2 separate regions of the Homo sapiens genome follow, and region 1 is linked to region 2. A link is a loop called in an ENCODE intact Hi-C map of the cell type or tissue named here. Cell type or tissue: Calu3. All regions are shown on one strand.

Region 1 (8,000 bases), 170 kb before region 2:
GCTCCCATCTTGCACGATCACTCTGGGCATTCAAGACTCCTCTTTGCCAAACTTCAGTTTTTTCCAACACCACCTGCCCTTAAAACATTAAATGGCTGCTGGTCAATTTGGTCTCCATTGACTCTGTGAGCAAGTAACCATCACTAGAGATCTCATCAAGTTAGAGTCTTTAAATCTGGATCCCACCCCACTTCTTTTAGTTGCTCTTTCCTCTTGGCATTGGTCTCCATGCTTGCCCATTTGTAGAGGAAGAGAGACCATCTCCCTCCAGTTTTCTAGATCCCCATTGGCAAGGATGATTCTGATGGTGCTGCTTGTGTCACCTGGGAATCCTAGAGCCAATCACTGGAGGATAGGATACTCTGATTGGCCACCCTGGGTCCTATGGGAAGGCACCAAGGAGGCTGACAGCCCCACAAGACCACACACAATGGGTGAGAAGTTGTCCAAAAAAAGACATGTGCGCAAACAACTTATGTCTGCCTCAGGGGATAAGTAAGCAACGACAAAACAGAATTACCCCCCGTCTCTACTAAAAATACAAAAAAAATTAGCCGGGCGTGGTGGCGGGCGCCTGTAGTCCCAGCTACTCGGGAGGCTGAGGCAGGAGAATGGCGTGAACCCGGGAGGCGGAGCTTGCAGTGAGCCGAGATTGCGCCACTGCACTCCCGCCTGGGCCACAGAGCGAGACTCCGTCTCAAAAAAAAAAAAAAAAAAAACAGAATTACCGTACACCTCACCCTCCCATGTTGCATTCTGTGGTTAATAAATTTAAAACCCCAAACTTCCTCTTACCTATTCCAATTTTCATGAACTTGGAAAATGACCTAGTTGAGTAGAACCCAAGAGTAATGCAGCAACACTTTGTGAAATGTTTACTTAGGACACCGATGGGAGGATGTGGTGGTGATGGAGGCAGAGCTGTGAAGAACTGAGAGGCTATTAGAAAACCGCGGTGGAACAGTGGCTGGGGAAAAGGTAAGAAAGTCAAGGGAAAGGGACAGTTGGCCTAATGGAAGAACATCAGTAAAGCAAAGACTCAAGGGGGAAGACAGAGGAGAGAAAGGAGATGGGAGAGACAGTGAAACTTTATACCAGACCAACCAGAAGGGTTGGTTTATCCCAGGAAAAATGAGAGAGCGAATATCTAGAATCAAGGAAGAGGTTAATTGATTAATTCCTAATATTTTTCACGGACCTTGGCTTAGGACATGAATCCAGTGACCTGAGGTCAGCAGTTTCTATCTGAACCCAAGCCAGGTTGACCTGGGGCCTGGGCAGGTAAGAACCCTGCTTTTCCAGATATTAAGTCTAACAGGAACACAGATAGAAGTAGACTAGAGCAGACCAGTGACCAAGATGAGGCTGGTAGAGGAACCTCTTGACTATCCAGAAGACCCCAAGCTGGCTTTCATGTGTTAAACTTCAGACAGGATAATCGAGTGAAGGCAAGGCAGCTGTGTAAAGGTTTAGCTCCAAATTTTCTTACATTTTACATAGGTTCTAGAATGACAGAATCTCAAAATTGGGTGGACACAGAAGCCATTGGATCAGAGATCTCAGATCTCTGATCCAACTCTGGGGAGGTCTGTTGACCTTGATCAAGTTGCTTAACATCTCTCAGCTTTGGTTTCGTTATTAATAAACACAAGTAACGACAGTCTCTGTTTACTTCACGAGATTACTGGGATAACCAGGTGACAGGACCCACACAATTTGGGGGGCCCTGTGCAAAATGAAAATGTGGGGTCCCTGGTTTAAAAAATCATGAAGAATTTTAAGATGACAACAGCAGGGCATTGAACCAAGTGCTGGGTGCTTCTGAGAACAGAGCGCTGTGTGACTGTGTGACTGCACAGGTCTCATGGCGGTGAAGACAGCCCTGCCAGGCAAGGTAATGTGCATCACAGTGCTTAGCAATCTGCAAAAGTTCAACAAATTGGTAAGGATTCTCTTTCTCTTTTCCCCCTTGGCTTCCAGGATTGTATTTGCTGGGGCTGCTATTAAAAAGTACCGTGAACTGAGTGGCTTAAACACCAGAAATTATTCTCTCACAGTTCTGGAGGACTAAAGTCCAAAATCAAGCTGTGGGCAGGGTGGGTTTCCCTGAGAGCTGCAAGTGAAGGATCTGTTCCAGGCCTCTCTCCTTGGCTGGTAGGTAGCCATCTTCTCTTTATGTCTCTTTACCTTGCCTTCCCTCTATACATTTCTCTATGTCCAATTTCTCCTTCTTATAAGGACTGCAGTTATATTGGATTAGGGCCCATGCTAATGACCTTGTTTTAATTTGATTACCTCTGTAAGACCCTATCTCCCTATAAGGGCACACTCCAAAGTGCTAGGGGTTAGGACTTCGACATAAGAATTTGGGGGTTGGGGGGAGCAGTTGACAAACATCAGAGCCCCTGTGCTCTTTGGAGGCATGCTGATGGTGTGAGGTCTCACTGGGAGGTGGTGATGTTAGGCTGTAGTAGGGAAAGTGTCCTGCCCCCATGGTAGTGGTGTTTGGGCCCCGGTTTCTGCTGCCTAGTTGGCAGCTCTCATTGCTTGCACTATAAGCCCACTCTTCAGTTTCTGAAAGCTCTCCCATGTACACCCAATAAATTCTTTTTTGGTTTAAGGAAGCTAAAGTAAGTTTTTGTGGCTTGCAAGTAAGAACCCTGACTGATACTCCGATACAACATTAGAATCAGGAAGGGAACTACTTGGACCTAAGTTTTGGGCCTCCCCACATTTGCTCAGCCCCATCTGCCTGCTGGGCCCTGGCTGCTTGCTCAGTGGGGAGCTCCAGCTTCCCAGTCTCACCTTCTCTCTGCCACTATCTGCAGATGCTGCTTCCCCACAGGGTGAGGGCTGAGAGCTGGGCTTAGGCATGGCTGCTACAATGCCCACCTTATGGGAGCCGTAGGCATTTGCAGCCCGGGCCCTAGCACAGGGCACCGGCTGTTCCCAGCACTTGCAGACTCAGATGAAGCTTCTTGCCCCCTGGCTAGGGACCTAGAAGATGGCTGCTTTGCCACTGTTTAAAAGGTAAATAGCCCAAAATGGGGGAGAGTTGAATCCACAGAGGACCCGCTTTGACCAGAGAGTCAGGAGATAAGCTCCTCTCTCTTCCTCCCCTGTGACGATTTCGAAGTGTGGTGGCTCCATATGGCCCATCCAGAGAGTCCTGCGTGGCTGTGACAGGTGTGGTTTCTGTGGCACCCTGGCCAGTTTGGTTCATATCACCCCACATTGACTCCCTTCCCCTCACCCTTCCAGCTCTGGGATAGAGCCTTATACCTTAAACTTGGCCTCAGGCTCTGATTTCTATGGAAACCCGGAAGGCTAGGAGCCTTGCAGGAAGGCTTAGGTTTCGAAGGTGGAAAGGGAAGAGAGGAAACCATTTCATCACACCCATATGTCCACAGCGCTCAACTTACCTGAGGCTCAAACACATAAACTGGCACAGACCAGAACTGTGAACAATGAAGCTGGGTATGTTACGAAAATATCAATTATGTCAGAGCCACACAGAGACCTGAGGCAGTCATCCAAGATGATTCAGGACAGAAGCTGGAAAACAAAAGGGCTTTCACCTGGCAGCTGTGTAAATGGATACCAGGGCCACATGTGTATATTTAAAGGGTGTGGCTTACTCTCCCCATAATGACAGGTTCCCGAGCAGCAGGATAAAAGGAATTTTTACCACTGTTTAGTAGTTTACCACTTGAGTGCTCCAGAGAGCTCCACCAGCTTCATGCTTACAGTTCAGACTGCAGTACTACACCAGAGAAATAATTAGATATACCACTTCTGTGCAGCATTTATTTCAGCCCACAAATTGATGATCAGTTAGGCTATTCAGGGATGTGTAAATACCTTTATAAATTCTTATAGTTTCTTTTTAAAAAATAATTTTTCTAATTTGTATTATTATTATTATATATTTTTGAGACAGAGTCTTGCTCTGTCACCCGGGCTGGAGTGCAGTGGTGCAATCTCAGCTCACTGCAACCTCCACCTCCTGGGTTCAAGCAATTCTCCTATCTCAACCTCCCAAGTAGCTGGGATTACAGGCGTGCACCATCACACTCGGCTAATTTTCATATTTTTAGAGAGATGGGGGTCTCACCATGTTGGCCAGGATGGCCTCAAGTGATCCAAATGCCTCGGCCTCTGAAAGCACTGTGATTACAGGCGTGAGCCACTGCACCTGGCCTAGTTTCTGTTTAAAATTAGGTTCCAGTAGGTCTTCTAAAAATATTTAATAATAAAAACCAGAGTTTGGGACAACTAAGGACAACAATAAGGGAGACTCCAGAAGGAAAAACAGCCTGACATCTGCTAGTCCTATGATATTGGGCAAATGACCAGGACTCTCTGAACCTCAGCTCCCTCATCTACAAAGTAGAGAATATAATAACCTCTAACTTGTTATAAGAACAAGAGGAGCTAGTGTGTGGGGAAAGCCTAGCACTAATTAGTGCTCATACATGTTAGTTATCTTTATTGATCACTACAAATTATTGCTTCTCAAGAACAGCTTGGCAGTATACAAAAACACACTATCCTGCCCCTCTCTGTTCCTCACATTTCAGAAGTAGAACACACATTTCTATGCCCCAAATTGGCTCAAGGCAACTCTTCTCTAAACCAATTTCTTTTTCTTTTTTTTTTTTTCTTTTTTCAGACGGGGTCTCACTCTGTCACCCAGGTGGGAATGCAGTGGCGCAATCACAGCTCATACACCTTAAACTCCTAGGCTCAAGCAATCTTCCTGCCTCAGTCTCCTGAGTAGCTGAAATTACAGGCACATGCCACTATGCCTGTTTTGGTTTCTTTCTTTCTTTCTTTCTTTCTTTCTTTCTTTCTTTCTTTCTTTCTTTCTTTCTTTCTTTCTTTCTTTCTCCTTCCTTCCTCCCTCCCTCTCTTTCTTTTCTTTTCTTTCCTCCCTCCCTCCTTCCCTCTTTCTTTCTTTCTTTCTCTTTTTTTTTTTTTTTTTTTTTTTTGAGACAGAGACTTGCTCTATTGCCCAGGCTGGAGTACAGTTGGGCAATCTCAGCTCACTGCAATCTCCGCCTCCTGGCTTCAAGCAGTTCTCCCTGTCTCAGCCTCCTGAGTAGCTGGGATTACAGGCGCCCACGACCACGCCCGGCTAATTTTCGTATTTTTAGTAGGGACAGGATTTTGCCATGTTGGCCAGGCTGGTCTCGAACTCCTGACCTCAGGTGACCCACCTGCCTTGGCCTCCCAAAGTGCTGGGATTACGGGCATGAGCCACTGCACCTGGCCTTTTTATTTTTCTTTTTAGAGACAGGGTCTTGCTGTGTTGCCTGGGCTGGTCTCAAACTCCTGGCCTCAGGCAATCTTCCTGCCTTGACCTCCCAAAGCACTGAGATTACAGATAGGAGCCACTGTGCCCTGCCTAAACCAATTTCTTTTTTTTCTTTTTGAGATGGAGTCTCACTCTGTCATCCAGGCTGGAGTGCAGTGGTGCGATCTCGGCTCACTGTAACCTCTGCCTCCTGGATTCAAGTGATTCTCCTGTGTCAGCCTCCCAAGTAGCTGGGACTACAGGTGTGTGCCACCATATCCAGCTAGTTTTTTGTATTTTTAGTAGAGACGGGGTTTCACTATGTTAGCCAGGATAGTTTCGATCTTCTGACCTTGTGATCCACCCACCTTGGCCTCCCAAAGTGCTGGGATTACAGGCGTGAGCCACTGTGCCCGGCCAACTGATTTCTTAATAGGAAGGCATCCACCTATGCCCTGAAGTGGAGATTGGGTCCCCAGTCTTCCTTGAGCAAGATAGGTCTCAAATTTTTGAGTGTGTGGAAATCTGCTGGGCTATGTATATAGATTTCTAGGCCTCATCCTCAAAAGTCCTGATTTAGTAGGTATGGGGCTTGGGACTGGGGAATCACCATTTTTCACACATGTGCACAGGTGCACACATGCACATACACATGCCATGATTTTAAAGCAGAAGATATTTGGGCCACATTTCCAGAAATATTCCCTGCAGGGCTCATTCCTCCAGCCTTATGATGAGTATATGCAAACAACCTGAGGTCATGGAAAGCATCTCCAGTGTTTTTCCCTTGGACTGCAGGCATGTTTAATTAGCCAGTGCCCACACTGACCTTATTTTAATATTAGCACAAGTGCAATGGCTTACATTTAGAGTGTACCTATATAAAGAAGTTATAATGACGCAGTGCTTCCCAAACTTGGCTGCATAGTAGATACACTTAGGGAAGTTTTCGATGCACTGCCCCTCTTCCATCTCTCTGGCCCATGCCCAAATCCAATTAGAAAATGGGCAAAAGATATAAAGAGACATTTTACTGAAGAGGATATACAGATGGCAAATAAACACATGAAAAGATGTTCAACATCACTCATTTTGATGGAAATGTAAACTAAACCCCAATGAAGTTCCACTACACACCTACAGAATGGCTAAAATAAAACATAGTGACAATATCAAATGTTGGCAAGAATGTGGAGAAATTGGATCTCTCCTTGCTGGTGGAGATGTAAAATGGTACAGCCACTCTGGAAAAACGTTTGGCAGTTTCTTTGAAAACTAAGCATATACTTAACATACGATCCAACAACGGCACTTCTGGCATTCATGCCAGAGAAATAAAAACTTATGTTCCCACACAAAAACTTTTCATAAATTTTTGAGACAGAGTCTTGCTCTGTCACCCAGACTTGAGTGCAGTGGTGTGACTGTGGCTCACTGCAGCCTTGACCTCCTGGGCTCAAGCGATCCTCCCACCTCAGCCTCCTGAGTAGCTGGGACTACAGGTGTATCCCACCATGCCCGGCTAACTTTTTTTTTTTTCCGGCAGAGATGGGGTTTTGCTATGGTTGCCCAGGCAGGTCACACAAAAACTTTTATACAAATGTTCATGGCAGCTTTATTTGTAATAGCCCCAAGGTGTAGTACATCTATACCAGCAATAAAAAGGAATGAACTATTGACTCATACGACCTAGATGGATCTCAGGTGCATTATGCTGAGTGAAAAAGCCAATCTCAAAAGGGTACACACTGTATGATTCCATTTATTTATTCATTTAGAGACAGAGTCTCACTCTGTCGCCCAAGCTGAAGTGCAGTGGTGCAGTCTTGGCTCACTGCAACCTCCACCTCCTGGATTCGCGTGATTTTCGTGCCTCAGCCCCCTGAGTAGCTGGGACTACAGACGCGCGCCACCACACCTGGCTAATTTTGGGGTATTTTTAGTGGAGATGGGGTTTCGACATGCTAGCCAGGCTGGTCTCAAACTCCTGACCTCAAGTGATCCACCCGTCTCGGCCTCCCAAAGTGCTAGAATTACATACATGAGCTACCACGCCTGGCCGATTCCATTTATTTAACAGTCTTGAAATGACAAAATTATCGGGATTAGTGTTTGTCAGGAGTTAGGGATAGTAGAGAGAAGGCAGGTAAGTGATACCATAAAGGCATATCTTTGTGATGAAGGAATAGTTCTGTATCATAATTGCAATGCTGATTAGACAAACCTACACACGTGATAAAGTGACAGAGAACTATACACACATTTTACCAAAGTCAATTTCATGGTGTGAGATGTAACCATTAGGAAAATCTTGTGGATTATAATTATTATTATTTTTTTTTAAAAAAAAGGAAAAGATCCTGATGTCCAGGCCACTCCCAGACCAATGAAATCAGAGTCTCTGAGGGTGGAGTTCACGCATCAGCGCGTGGCCCTGGTGATGACTAAGTGCAGCCAAGTTGCAGTTTATTATAAGGCAGTTCATAGATGCTGCTGCTGCTGCTGCTAGCATTTCATCTGCTGAGAATCACACTCAGTAGCAACAGCCGTCCAAGATACAGCCCTGCGGGGCTTTGAGTGTTAACGTTGGGTGCATAGTGATGAGGCTTTTTTAAAGCCTTGAAACGGGGCCAACTGGTAATACCTAAGGAACGTAAGTACCATTCAGTGTGTTTGTGTAAGCCCTGGCTATGAGGGGAGGGGC
Region 2 (8,000 bases):
GACTGTCATTACCCCACCACAAAACACTCACAGGTCAGTGATGTACCAGGTTTTCGCCCAGAAGTTATTACTGGCAGCAAGTTCTATCTAGCACTCTATTATAAATTTCTACTACTCTTTCCACTCTAAATTATATGGATTACCTGTTGGAAGACTTGTTTGAAGAGTTTAAGGTACATTTGATGGGCAAAGTCAGGTTTGAGAAACTCAGATAAAAGACATAAAAGATGGCACACAGAAACTTTACTGCTTGCTGTTATGATTATTTATGTGTGTTATTTATCTTTAAAAAGGTGAACTTTAATGGAATCAGTGTCAAACTGGAGGAATATTTCTGGTTCTATGGCACAGAACTGACCTCCACTAGTTATTAGTGTTTTAGGATAAATACATGGAAAGTGGGTTTATCAAATCTGTTGCCTATACAAACTAAAAGGGATAACTAATATGTCTGATGTCAAAATGAGGATTCAAATGATTTGGTCAGCAAATATTACTGAATACCTATGCTATGCCAGTCCACCAGCGAGGTGATAGGTATACAATGGGAAGCAAGACAGACATACCCTCAGACAGACTTGAATCAAGTAATTAGATAACTAGACAAACACAGCATAAAACTACATGTGAATAATGTTCTGCAGAGGTGTAAGACAGGGGCCTGAGCTAGTCGAGGAGATGAGGGAGAGCGGAAGGCTTCCTTGAAGAACAGCAACTTAGTTGAGTGTGGAGGACAAGGAGAAGACAACCAGGCCATAGGGGAGAGAAGAGTGTTTGGGTAGAGGGAACGGCTTGCAGTAGGAGGCTACATACAACATAGAATGCTGTAGGGTCCCATAAAATGCAAGCCCAAGAGACTGAAGGTAGGTCAGAGGAGCAGAGAAACAGAGAGCAAGAGGGAGTATAATAAAATTGGGAAGTAGAAAGGGCAGTTTTATAAGCCATGTTAAAATCTTTGTCTCTATCCTAAGAGCAGTAAGTGTTGATCAAATATTCCCATCAGAATGTGAGTGCTGGCTATAGTCTGGAGAAAAGATCAAGAGGTGCAATGGGCAGAGCAGACGTGGGTCAGCTAGTTAGGAGGCTTCTACAGAGATTCTCACAAAAATGATTGTATTTTGGACAAGGGAGATGGAAGGAGAATGCCAAGAAAAGTTCGGGATGTACACTCACAGATAGATTAGTTTGGGTGCGGGAAAGAATTGGAGAAGTCATGGATGACCCTAAGAATTTTGGCTTATGCAATTAGATGGATGGTAGCAGCATTAATTTAGGTAGGGAATACCGAAATGGAGTTTGAGGTTGCTTTGAAACATCAAAGAGGTAATGTCAGGAAGGAAGGTAGACTTGCTGGTCTGCATATAAAAGCAGAGGTATGACTGGGCATAACAATATGGGAGGTATCTGTGTGGAGGTGGGTCTGATACAATTGCCATGGATCAGACTCCTCGAGACAGAACATAGAGTAATAAGGCCTAGGACTGAGCATTGACAAATTCTAACACTTAATGGCTAGACAGAGGAGGATGAGCCTGCAAATGATATTTTGAGGAAGCGGTGAGAGAGGCAGAAAGAGAATCAGGTTGTCGTTAATTTTTAAATTATTAAGACAGCTCTTAAATTATGAAAAACAAGAGAGAGTTTGAGAATTCAGGGAGTGTCCATCAGGCATCGAAAGCTGCCGAGAAGTTAAACCGATGAGGACTGAAACATATCCACTGGATTTAGTGACAAAGATCTCATCGGAAACCTGGCAAAATAAATTTAATGGAGTGGGAGGTGAAAGCCAGACTGAAGTGGGTTGAGGTGTGAGTAGGGCATAAAGAATTAGAAACACAGAGTGTAGACAATATTTTGGAGGAGTTTTGTTGTGAAGGGGAGGAGTATGGTGTAGTGGCTGAGCTGAGGGAGAGAGAGGAGGATTTTAATAAAAACAGGTTAGCATTTTTTAAAGATGGGTGACTTCTGGTTCAGATGGCACAGAGAATTCACATTCACTATACTCCTGCTCCAAGAGAGACCAACTCTGGATAAAACGTTTTAAAAGAACAACAAAAAGATATATTTAGAATCAAAAGTAATAGGTGATAAAACATAAGTTAAAGAAAAACCCAAAATGGCACCAGGACTGAAGTCACAAGCCTGTTGTCCTCTAGGTCTGGAAGCAGATTATTTTGGTCAGCAGTTTAGCTCATGCAGAGTTAAGAGAATAAAACATGTGCCATAGGAGACAGCGGCCAGATCGAGGCACATTTTTTGAAGACAAGGATGTTCAAATTTAAAAAGAAGCTAAAAATTGCTTCCAATCTGCCTCCTGGGTTATGGATTTATAAGAAGCTGTGTGAAGGTCAAATACTGCATGTTCTCACTTATAAATGGTAGCTAAGCAATGGGTACATATGGACATACAGAGTGTAATAACAGACACTGGAGACTATGAAAAGTGGAGGGATGGGAGGGGGTGTTGAAAAAGTACCTATTAGGTACAATGTTCACTATTTGGGTGATGGGTACACTAGAAGCCCAGACTTCACCACTATGTTATATATGCATATAAGAAACTTGTACTTGTACCCCTAAATATATAAAACTAAATAAATTTTTAAAAGAAGCTATGGAATTTGGGAACCAAAAATCAAATATGTGGCCTCATGACCAAGAACTGAGCTATGCCATTCATGGGGTCAATGTCTGAATCTCCTATCTTCAGTGTCATAACAATAGAGAAGGCACACTGTAATGCCTGCTCCTGGGCTAAGGATCCAGTGGACAGCTAAGACAATGCAAAATTAGCAGGCTGAAACAGATGCGAAAGAAGGAGAGGATAAAAACCTCTCATTCAAAATAAGCCAATATGCCTGTAAACAAAATTCAAAACACATAAATTGAATATTAAGAAAGACAGGTAACAAAATAATCAGAGATGAGTTCACTTCAGATGAGGTGAATTTTATGGAATAGTCTGAGAAAGACTTTAAATATACTGGCCCATGATCTGAAATCCCCAAACTCTGAAAAGGAAATAGGTTTTGTAACTGTTTTGGTGGCAAACCTAACCTAACCAATAATCATTTGCTGGCAAAGTCTGAACTAAACTGATATAAGTCTATGTATATAGTCAGTTAGTGTCTCCCTAGGTGTGCCTATTCATGCTTTTCACTGGAGAAATATTAACCTGTTTGATTATAGGGTATTATCCCAGACCTCACTGGAGATGTTATCTTTTTTCAAATCTTAAAAATTTTGAATTCTGAAATACACCTGGCTCCAAGGCCTTTAGGATACTAAAAAAGCTAAATGAAGAAGTAACTTCCACTTAAAAGTACATGAAGTTTTGAAACAAAAACTGGCAGAAAAGACAAGAAAAAATAAATATGATAAAGAGCCAATTGAAAAGTTTTAAAAGTATAAATTAAACTGAATCAATAAGCTGGATAATTTCTAGACCAGAGATAGTGAAATAAAATATTTCCGTATTGTAAAAGAGCCTTGAGGTCCTGCTGACTAGCTCTGTGCTATAGCTCTGGGTTAAATCAGAGGTTAGAACCTCCTAGATGAGTCATCAGCATCACTTCCTGGTGGTTGCCCCTTCTCAACGGTACCTCTTGTTGTCTAGGGAACACACACACACAAATACACACACACATACATATACCTGTATATGTACGTGTATGTGCATTTTATGTATATATGTATGTATGTACACCTATATACATGTATGTGTGTATGTGTGTATACACACATAGCATGTGTAGGGAGGGATACAGCAAACTTAGTATTAGAATGAAGTAGAGGGAAGATCATTTAGGTTTTTTATGCATATCTATATTGTTTTACTTGTTACAAGTAAATATTATTTCGTAGCATGAAAATTCAAATAAAATGAAGACTTTACTTAAGAAATATACTTAAAAACCTTTAACTGCTACCTTCAAAATGTTAGAAATGTAGTTTACAAAAATGTACACATCTAAAAGTTCAGTTACAATTAACTCCACATATATTTTCATCCCACAAATTTAATCCCCCAAATGAATATTTTCCTCAAAAGGACAAAACAGAGAATGTTACAGAGAGCAAAGAATAAAAATATAGTGGAGGAAGTCTTTCAGTGTCTTCATTTTGAAGTGTTGTGTATTCTTATTGTTATGGTTGATATCCTATAGCTCTAACTCGAATCTGAAATCAGTATGATCTTAAATTTGGTTCTGAAGTTCGAAGAACTCCTGGAAGAAAAGTAATACCAAGACCTGTAGTAACCTGTCCTCCAAGCCATGAGGTAGGTGCCAGGGGATGTAGAAGTTCCGGATTCTGAGCTCAAGGAATTCAGCTGCTACAAATTGCTTAGCCTAAGGGGTTGAACAGTCAGTGAGTGTGGTATCCTTTTAGGGTAAGCTGTGTCATTTCTGGACGCTTACTAGATTGAGTCTCATCTGTCTTTTAAGAGAAATCTTGCCCTGAATCATGTAGAACAGGATGCCCCCTTCTAAGTCCAGATAACCAAAAAGAAAGGATTCTATAGATGCCCACATCCCCTGCCATGTCTAGAAAGTGCTCAAAGAACAACCTGAACATGGCTCCATGTAGCGTACCATCCAGCCCCACCCTAAATCAGATAGTTCAGCAAATGTTGATAAACACCTCTGAGAAATTCTTCCAGGTTCCCCTGAATTTGAGAAGCAACTGTGGCCAAGTATTTTTAGCAGATACAGATGGGGAGGTAGTAATAACTTTGATAATAAATAAAAGGCTGGCCCACCTCTCTCCCGCTGAGGTCCACCATGACAGGGTGTGCAGGTGTGGGCTGCCTCACTGCCACGGGTCTTGGCTCCCCATCAAGCAGGAAGTGTCTGGCCTCACAAGCCAGGGTACAGGGGAATCTGGTCACTGGCAAATGCTGGTAGAGTAAGCAACTTCAACAACAGCAACAACAATGGAATCAATAGTTACAACTGAGAACATCAAACGGAATATCAAAGTACATCCCCAAAGACTCTCAGTCATTCAGTTCACTCATTCATTCATCATCCTTCAATAAACTCTTATTAAGTGTCTGCTACAAGAATTAAGCAATAAATTTTCATCTGCATGGGGAAGAGAAGAAACAAAGGTCCACAAACCTGGCTTCTATTTTAAGCTCTTCCTCCCACCAGATGTATGACTGACCTTGAGGGCATTGACTTGGGCATGCATCAACATTCCCACATGCTGGAGGGTGGTAGCCACTCCTAAGCCAGCTATGGTGTGCAAAGTGCTTTGTGAATCTTACTTGAAGAACACAAGTAAGACATAGAGGAAGATAACAACTAATTATCCAGAGCATCATGCTGTCGTTGTGATCCTGAGACACCTCATGAAAGCTTGCATTAAAGGCTCCTAATTTAGAGGACCCCAATGATGCGGCTGCACCTTCTGCCCCACACTGACTTTTCTTGGGGAGGTCCTGCGTAGGCACATGGTTCTGTGACTGGCAGCTGCAGTACAGAGGCTTCATAGTAGTCCCTGGGGAGCAGCACCAGGTAATCCTAGAAAATAAAGACCAAAAGGAGAATCATTCATTTTGATGGTAGCCCTACTTTGGATAGAAAATAATCAAACATACTAGTTAAATCAATAATAACCAGGTGAAGTCGCTAGTTAAACTCTCCATATCAACTGCTTTGTTCTTCATCCCGACTCACCGAAACACAAAGAACCACTCATCAAAGATTCTTTATGTATCAGAGAGAAACTTGTCAGTGTGAACAGTTTTATTCTTCAAGTTTCAAGAGAGATTTTACTGTCTCTCCTTGGTTGTTTATAAATTCACAAATTAACAAAGATAATAAATTGTCAACTGATGAAATGTTCTGTGGAAATGCTGGTTGCCTTCAGCAGTACAGAACACTGAATGTGGATCACTTTCTACTCCCACACCCGAGTAACGCTCAACTGGCACGGTATAAAAAGCAATGCCTTGTGATCTTGGTGATTCACAGAATGGAACTGGCCTACTGCCTGTCCCAAGAAACGAGAGGAAGAACATGTTCCACTGAGTGTGCCAAACAAAGCCCACAACGTAAATTCAGCTAAGCAGCTCTTCAGGAAAGAGCAGAGCTGCAGGCTTCTGGGAGGTGAATGATTGACAGCCCCTAGCCGTCCTGACAGCAGCACATATCTGCAGAGGGAAGAGGGGAGGGCAAAGAGCTCATACACAGACCACAAAGCTTTTTCTCTCCTCAGACAGAAATGTATAGGAGGGGAAAAGTAAGAGATTGTGGCTGAGGGGACTCAGTAGGTTTAAATTTTAAAAGGGTTACTGTTCTACTAGTAAGTTTGCTGAGTTTGGGACCATGTCTCCTCTCTCCTCATGACTTTATAGTCTCACAGATAATAGAATAGTAAAGGTTGATCATAGGCACCCTTATGATGCCTAATGATAATGTCATTAGGCATCTTCCATGCCTAAACAGTAACTTTTATAATGAACTTCTACTTTCCGTGAGTCCAACTTTGTACCCGTTACTAGTATCAATGGAATTTTCCTCTGCCTCATTTCTACCATCTGTGAAACATTCTTGAACTTTTTTTTTTTTAAGCAATAAAGCTTCCTACTAAGAAGATGCAAGAAGAGCAGAGACCTTCTGATGTTCCTTTGTTGTCTTGAATGGAAAGAACAATCCCTCATGTTATCCTTGTAAGATCCCAATTTGGAAGGACCTATTAAGATAAGTATTGTCCCTGTTGTATGGAAGAAGCAACTGGCAGGACTGGAAGAGACAGGATTGGAATTAAGCGACTTTCCTAAGATTTGCTAACATGGCCAATAAACAGGGTTGTGCCTGAAGGAAAAGCTTTATGTTTTCCACTTGAGAGCATGAAATCAAGCTTTTCCCAAGGACTCTATTTTGAAAAGACCTTGCCATGAAGCAAAGCAGGCCTTAAAGCACATAGCAAAGAGGGCTGTCTCAGAGAACAGGTTTCATCCTTCCAACTCCCCATGGCTTCTCTGGCTATTCTATTAGGTGTTTGCAGACAAAGCCTTTCCTGAACAAAGAGTTCTCTGTTGTAGGCAATCTGTTTGGTGGGAATAAACCTGCTTTAGGTTTAACACAGAAGAAAGCAGAAAGAGTGTCATGGAGAAGCAGTGGCTCCTGTAGCCTCTTGCTTCTCTTTCCACCCCCAAGAACTTTACTGAAATCCATATCTGCTTGTCTTCTAGGTTATTCTTCCTTGGTTCTACACAATCTCCAGACAGTGTAGACAATAACCAGGTGAAGTTGCTAGTTCTTATGATGTGAGGCAATGAGTGCTAAAGTCTATACTTCTGACTCATGCTGGAAAATCCCATACAAGCTTTGGAAGGGTGAAGCCACATACTCATGAAGGCTTCGCATTTGTTCTGATAATTAAGAGTCTTTAGGAGACCTTTTTTATCTTTTATTTTTTTTGTCCAAGAGAAGCTAGCTGAAAGGATACAAAAGATACTTCAAGTTGATTCCTATGTCATTTGAGGGTGAATGTCACCACAGTTTCCTTAGGTTGGGGCTGAATTGTTCCTGTGTCTAAAACCACCAATGATTGTGATATTTTATGGTCGCTGTGGATTGTAGTCTTGGATGGAACCACTTCTGAGGTAGGAAGAATCCCGCAGGAGCTCTCCATTCAGAACTAAGTCTTACCAGAAGGACTCCTTCTGCCTTAATACAAGCAACCCATATTCCTGGTGTGATTGAAAATGGGTCTGCAAAACCATTTCCAGGGACAGTGACAAAGGCTGGCTCCTTACTCGGCAGGAAGATGATCTCTTTGCTTTGAGCAGCACCTATCAGAAATACAAAGAACTGCTTAAGGCATTTTTCTATCAGTCAGTGTTATGATTTTAGATATTCAGTTTTGAACATTCAGTTTACATCTCAAAAAGTTTAAGATGATATGTACTGATCAGATTTACTGATCTTATCTTTAAAAATTGTACTATGCAAATACATATGTATAAAATAGGCTAGAAAGATACTGAT

The links. A loop is a pair of places that touch in the nucleus more often than their neighbours do. Peaks named below come from ENCODE experiments on the same cell type or tissue, not always from the same donor. Only the 100,000 strongest peaks of a DNase experiment are listed, where the experiment ranks them.
Region 1: a loop joins it to region 2, with 3 times the contacts of the local background. A loop is called at or near these places in 5 of 110 quality-filtered maps.

What each region holds. Positions count from the first base shown.
Region 1 is chr18:23,994,543-24,002,542 of GRCh38, reverse strand. TTC39C-AS1 (TTC39C antisense RNA 1) reads left to right here. Exons shown (of 6, transcript NR_110796.1): 4 at 884-978; 5 at 1,981-2,154. It also overlaps a transcript of TTC39C not described here. Among named protein-coding and RNA genes, the nearest start is that of LINC02958, 16 kb to the right of the region's middle. RefSeq lists a silencer at 7,979-8,000. In Calu3, no CTCF peak of the experiment used is centred here; DNase peaks (open chromatin) are centred at 3,552 and 7,862.
Region 2 is chr18:23,824,227-23,832,226 of GRCh38, reverse strand. LAMA3 (laminin subunit alpha 3) reads right to left here. Exons shown (of 75, transcript NM_198129.4): 21 at 7,662-7,804; 22 at 5,428-5,525; 23 at 4,760-4,913. Among named protein-coding and RNA genes, the nearest start is that of LAMA3, 140 kb to the right of the region's middle. In Calu3, no CTCF peak of the experiment used is centred here; DNase peaks (open chromatin) are centred at 3,586 and 6,106.